Linked DNA regions of Homo sapiens: region 2 is linked to region 1. Evidence: read pairs that join two places in POLR2A ChIA-PET (ENCODE). Cell type or tissue: PC-9. All regions are shown on one strand. Links, peaks and the distances in the headings refer to the core of each region. The heading gives the core; the rest is flanking DNA. Region 1 overlaps ZNF326 (zinc finger protein 326). Region 2 overlaps LRRC8D (leucine rich repeat containing 8 VRAC subunit D).

Evidence for each region. ChIA-PET counts read pairs that join two places held together with the same protein. Peaks named below come from ENCODE experiments on the same cell type or tissue, not always from the same donor. Only the 100,000 strongest peaks of a DNase experiment are listed, where the experiment ranks them.
Region 2: POLR2A ChIA-PET joins it to region 1 with 6 read pairs; 4 of 35 experiments call an interaction of 5 or more read pairs at or near these places.

What each region holds. Positions count from the first base shown.
Region 1 is chr1:90,003,542-90,006,464 of GRCh38, reverse strand. It overlaps ZNF326 (zinc finger protein 326), which reads right to left. Exons shown (of 12, transcript NM_182976.4): 3 at 1,427-1,462; 4 at 1,221-1,332. Among named protein-coding and RNA genes, the nearest start is that of ZNF326, 9.9 kb to the right of the region's middle. In PC-9, for the core only: no CTCF peak of the experiment used is centred there; no DNase peak of the experiment used is centred there.
Region 2 is chr1:89,905,161-89,908,083 of GRCh38, reverse strand. All of the region lies in intron 2 of LRRC8D (leucine rich repeat containing 8 VRAC subunit D), which reads right to left. Among named protein-coding and RNA genes, the nearest start is that of LRRC8D-DT, 85 kb to the right of the region's middle. RefSeq lists enhancers at 877-1,480, 1,481-2,082. In PC-9, for the core only: no CTCF peak of the experiment used is centred there; a DNase peak (open chromatin) is centred at 1,263; H3K27ac peaks cover 2,500 bases.

The DNA.
Region 1 (2,923 bases), core at 271-2,770:
CATGGATTACAAAAGTTGCTTGATATCTTACAACACAATTTTATAAAGGCCCACAATTACACATGAGATAAAACAATAACATCTACGGATATAGCTTATGCACATTACATTCACAATATAAAAGGGCAATAACTGACATATTAAAACATTAAGTGTTACATTACTTCAATTATTTACAGATCACTAAATAGATTTACTTCTGAATCCTAGTAACCATATAAAAATTATTCCTATTTCCAACTACATTTTTCAAAACATCTATCACATAAGCAAAATAGTTGCAACTGTTCACTTTCTTAATTTTTCTTTACTATAAACCATAGTGGTACACTGGAAGCAGAAAGAAGGAAAGTAAGCATCATTCAGTCCATCATTAAGGAATCCGGATCCTTCAATTTATGCAGAAGGATGACTGTTTCACATGTCTACTAACTAGTTTTACTTATATTCAGCAGGAACCTTTGTGCCTCAAAAAGTAGACACCCCTTCTCCTGAAATATGGTCAACCTTAAAGCTTGTAGTTGTTTAAGTAGGTTTAAGCTTTATACAGTAGTAACAGGAAAATATAAATACAATCTCGACTAGTCAAAGGTATAGTATTCATGGCTTTAATACAATGCTTCTAGCCTAGAGCACAAGTGCTTTGGTGTAAGTAGTACCTGTCAATAAATAACCTGAACATAATTTTAAAAATATTTTTATTATTGCAATATGCTCTTCCTTTAAAATTAGAATTAAAGGAATATGTCCTGAATGTTTCTTGGAAAGTAAATGTTAGACTGGTTCAGTAAAATCCATTCTAGTTAGACTGCTTTGCTAATTTACATAGCACCCCACATTAGAAAAGATTTTTTTTAATTATTAAGAAAAAGCTTCATAAATAATATTTTCAATAACATTTTTATATCATTTTTCAGGATACTTTGATTGACAAGAAGTTAAAAGTAAAAGAATTTTTTAAAAGTTCACTGCTAAAAAGTGTATCTTACTCTATTATATTGACATGATATAGTTATCTGGTGTTTTCCTAAAATAACGTCTGCCAGTAATACTGATTTAAATTTTATACCCATTAATTAACACCTTTAAATATTTAAGGTGATGATTCAATAGCAAACAGTGAAGTTCAAGTATCATAACATGCCTAAAGAGTACTTAAAATAATATATCCAAAATCTTATAGTTGTCTAATTATTTGGCCAAATGATTAAGCAATTTACCTGCTACCCCCACCACCACCACTGTGATTGTCCATGCCATATGACTGGTTTAGGTAGGAATCCATGGATCTCTGACCCCCATAGGATCCATGGCCATAGTCACGATCCATCCCTATAAGAGTTTAAAAAGAAAAAAGTTATATGATGCTCACCTTTACTGGCACTCAAAAGAAGAATTTTTAGATAAATATCCTTGAATGTCAGACCTCCATAAGATCCAGGGCCATAATCACGATCCATTCCTAAAAGAGAGTCAATAAGAAATTGTCAGTAAAATACACCATTCTCTTCAGGGATCTTTGCACAAAACACAAGATATTCCTATCTATCACCTGAGATAATTTACCATTAACATTTAAACTAAATTCACACTAAATGCTGAAGGGAAAAACACAAAGATGAGAAGCTACTAAATCAAATTTGCTAAAAAAAAAAAAAAAAAAAAAGCCCTGATATTTCAAAGAAAAACATATTTTCAACTAAAAAGTTCTATATTAGAATTATTTTTATTTTCTTTTGAGACTGGGTTATGAGACTGGCTAATTTTTGTATTTTTGATAGAGATGGGCTTTCACCGTGTTGCCCAGGCTGGTCTCGAACTCCTGGGCTCAAGCAATCCACCTGCCTTGGCCTCCCAAAGTGCTGGGATTACAGGCATGAGTCACTGCACCTGGCCACAGAATTATTTTCAATTTAACCAATATTTGTTGGACTAGGGGACTACTATAAGGCCTTGTATTAAGTACTATAGCATATATAATTAATGATACATAATTCCTATTCTTAAAAGAAGTCAGCATTTAATAAAGTCAAAGGGGAAATTTTTGTCCTATATGACAGCAGTAGACTATACTTGTTTTCTGCATCTAACTGCTCTTTAAATGTCTGAAAACTCAGAAGCAGCCACATTTCCAATTAGCCTTGTTCACAGTAATTGAAACAGATATTTTTAAAAAGTAAAATCACAGATTGAGACCAATCTATGGCACTGTGCCTATAAATTATGACTCAACAAATGAATGCAAATTCTAGCAATGTGAACACTAAAAAAAAAAAACTAATACAATAAGCATATTAAGTCTATTTTATTACACTGCAATTCTGCCTATATACCAACCTCTGATATGAAAAATAAAACAAAAGAGGTAACAAAATCAATTTAGGATGACTACAAAAATCAGAAAGTAAAACAAACATTTAGAATTTGTTTTCTATAAAGTCCTTTAAAAATCCCTCATTACTCTCCCCAAATGTCATACACAAATAAATACAATAGTACACACAGAGTAAATATCTTAATTTTATATTTTTTAAAACATTAAATTTTATATAATCATATAATATCTCTAGTCCCAACAATAATGACAACAATAACAACTTTATAAAAATAGTACTCAAAGTCATCCAACTTTAAACCTGGTAGCAACCTGAATGTTCAAAATCAATCCTCTCATTTTATAGATCTGGGGAACTGACGTCCAAAGAGATGAAATGATTTTCCCAAAATTCTATACATATCCTCTTGTCTAGTCTCATGCTATTGCTTCTACATGAAACATTTTCCTCTGCTACCCTAAATATCAGCTTATTGAAACTTTCTAATCTTTTAAAGTCCATTTCAAATCCTAATGCATTCAAGAAAACTTTTACTGATACTCTCTCAGCTGAGTGTCATCCTTCTTCTGAATATTTACAAAAGCCTG
Region 2 (2,923 bases), core at 277-2,776, 98 kb after region 1:
AAATGAGCTAGTGTAGAGGAACATAATGGGAAAGTTGTGTCCTAACTCATTTGCATGAATTCACATCATTTAAAAACATTTCTGGCAACATACGAGTGGTAAGTACATGGCTGGGAGTTATGAAAGCCACTCACATTTCAGGGCTGCTACTCTAGGCAAATCCCTTAACCTCTCCAGGCAACATGATTCATCTATCTGTCACTGGGTTGGTGGGAGACAAACATAAATTAGACCTGGTTCAATCTCTTGAAGAAATCAGTTGGCGCAAGGGGGCTGGTGGTGATGGTGGAAAGAAGTGACATATAAACACATTAATTACAAAACAGTGTTTACTTAAAATATGGAGTATGAACAAAATGCTGTGGGGTCACAAAGTAGGAAATGACTAATTTTGGGGGACTCATGAAATAATTCCTCTAAGTTCTTTGTAAACTGAGAAAAGAAGGAAATCAGACTACAAATTGATCAATGTCCCTTTTGAGGCTAAAACTCTGAGAAAATGAGGCTTAGAAAGGTTGTCAGTAATCTCAATAGACAGTGTGATTCCTCTTCCTCATCTGCTCATAGGCAATACACGATTTAAAACAACTGACTGGCCGGACATGGTGGCTCGCACTTGTAATCCCAGCACTTTGTGAGGTTAGGTGGGTGGATCATCTGAGGTCAGGAGTTCAAGACCAGCCTGGCCAACATGGCAAAACCCCGTCTCTACTAAATATACAAAAATTAGCCAGGTGTGGTGGTCTGTGCCTGTAATCCCAGCTACTCAGGAGGCTAGGCAGGAGAATCGCCTGAACCCGGGAGGCGGAGGTTGCAGTGAGCCAAGATCACACCACTGCACTCCAGCCTGGGCAACTGAGTGAGACTCAGTATCAAAAAAAAAAAAAAAAAAAAAAAAAAGACACAGTGGAAGACAGGAAGCCCAACACCTGAAAGATAGATGGGAAGCCCTTTGGGACCCTTTGTGTTCTGAACGTGATACATGAAAATAGCCTTCCTGCATGAGTAAATGCTGACAGATTTGTTTGGAGGAGTTGAGTTACCCATTCTTCTGTTTCTTACAGACTAACACTTGAATTAAGATGAGCTAGGGTACATGATACAAATTCAGATTCTTGGCCTCCACCCAGACCTATTCCTTTTCTACATGAGCCCCCACAGACCTTCAGAAAATAGCCGTTGACAGGTTGGAATGCAACGAACAGGAAAAGCAAACTATATGCAGCCTGGGAGGCCTTGCTAGCAAGGCTGAGCTGAGATGACTCAGCAGGTTAGAGCTGTGACCGTTCACTTCTGTAGTCATTACTCCAGTTCTTATCCAGTGCCTACTACAAATGCATGCACACAGGCTGGTCATACTCCAGAGCCCATCTAAGAATAACATGGAGTGGCTAACACAACTTGGCACAACACACAGGCAGGTTTTTCCAAAGAATGCCAGCCTTGGGTCCTGGGTGACAACTGGCTCCCAAAAGTTTGGCTGAGAAAGCCAACACACAGGACAGGCATTGTGAGCAAGCAGCAACCTGGCCAGTCACAGTCTACTTTAAATTCCACAAAATCTTGTTCTTTAGAAAGGGAACAGAAGTTGGGGAAAATAGAAAAGGCAGAGTCAGGGGTGGGATTTTGGGGTTGTTTCAGTTAAGTACTATAAACCAGTTTCCAAAGCTATGAAATTACTAACAGGGATAATGATGAATTCCCTTCAGTGATGATAGCGGCTCTACAGCGATGCTCGAGCTTCTGTTTGAGCTGACTGTTGACATACAGCATACTCTGCTTATATTGAGGGTAAAATTCACCTTTGGGCTACAGTGTGTACAGTACCAGATGTCTTGTTCTGTTTAGCATTTTATAAAGAGGAATTGTTCCGCTCATTTTCTTTAGTCAAATAGGGATTTTTTTAAGCCTAAAAGTGATGCTTGAAAGAAGATTCAGATGTGAGAAGTAAACAGCAGTTGGGGGGCAGTTAAAACACCAGGGAACAATGCGGCTGCCCCATAAAAATGTGCTCCCACTTGCATTTACAGCCTTAGCTAAAGCTGCGAAGAAGGACAACTGTTCAAATACAATTGTAGAGAGGTCTTCTCTTCCTTCCCCATTCAATGTCCCTGGTAAGCAGGGGTCAGGTCTCAGCTACCTTTGAAGACCCTACTGCAGGTGTTGAGGTAAGAGGACACTTACTCACTCTCTTCATGTTACATCGCCAAGAGAGAATTCCTTACAATACACCGGGCCTTCCTTGCTGCCCCCTCACTAATTCCTCCTCTTCGTCCTCTTTGAGATTTGCCTGTCTGCAAAGGTCACGAATTCTGGACTCCTCTCCTGCTGGGGGAAAGCAGCTTTCCCCTGCAGGGTACCAGCTTCCATTATTCTGGCATGCCAAGAAAAGGTGGGTAGTTTTATCTAATTCAGGGATAAAATTTCTGGAGGCCTACTTGGCTGCAGACCCAAAGCCATATTCTCCAAAGTGCATCATCAGTAATAAAGATGATATTTTGCAATCTACCAGCCTGACTCCTTTATCTTTCTAACTGGTGTGGAAAGAGGGGTTATTCACTTGGCTCCCTCAAACTTCAATAGTGGGTAGTTTTCCTTGCTTTGTATAGCTCACAGCTTTCAGTGAATATTTATTAAAGATATATGTGCAAAAATGTGGTGAGAGGGAAACAAATCTGTTTGGTTTTATTTGTTCATGAATGAGTATTTGACCATATTCCATCCCATAAAAGTCTTGGGAGGCAGTCCAAAATATGATATCCAATTTCTGTGTGAATTCTTAGAGGGAAACAATTAACATATATTCAAAAGAGAAACAGCCCTATTAAAAATATTATTGATGTCTTAGCACATGGAAATAGGTTTTTGACCCTTGTAGAGCATTAGCCCCTTGAAAAGTTTCTTCAAACTATTTTCTAAGCCA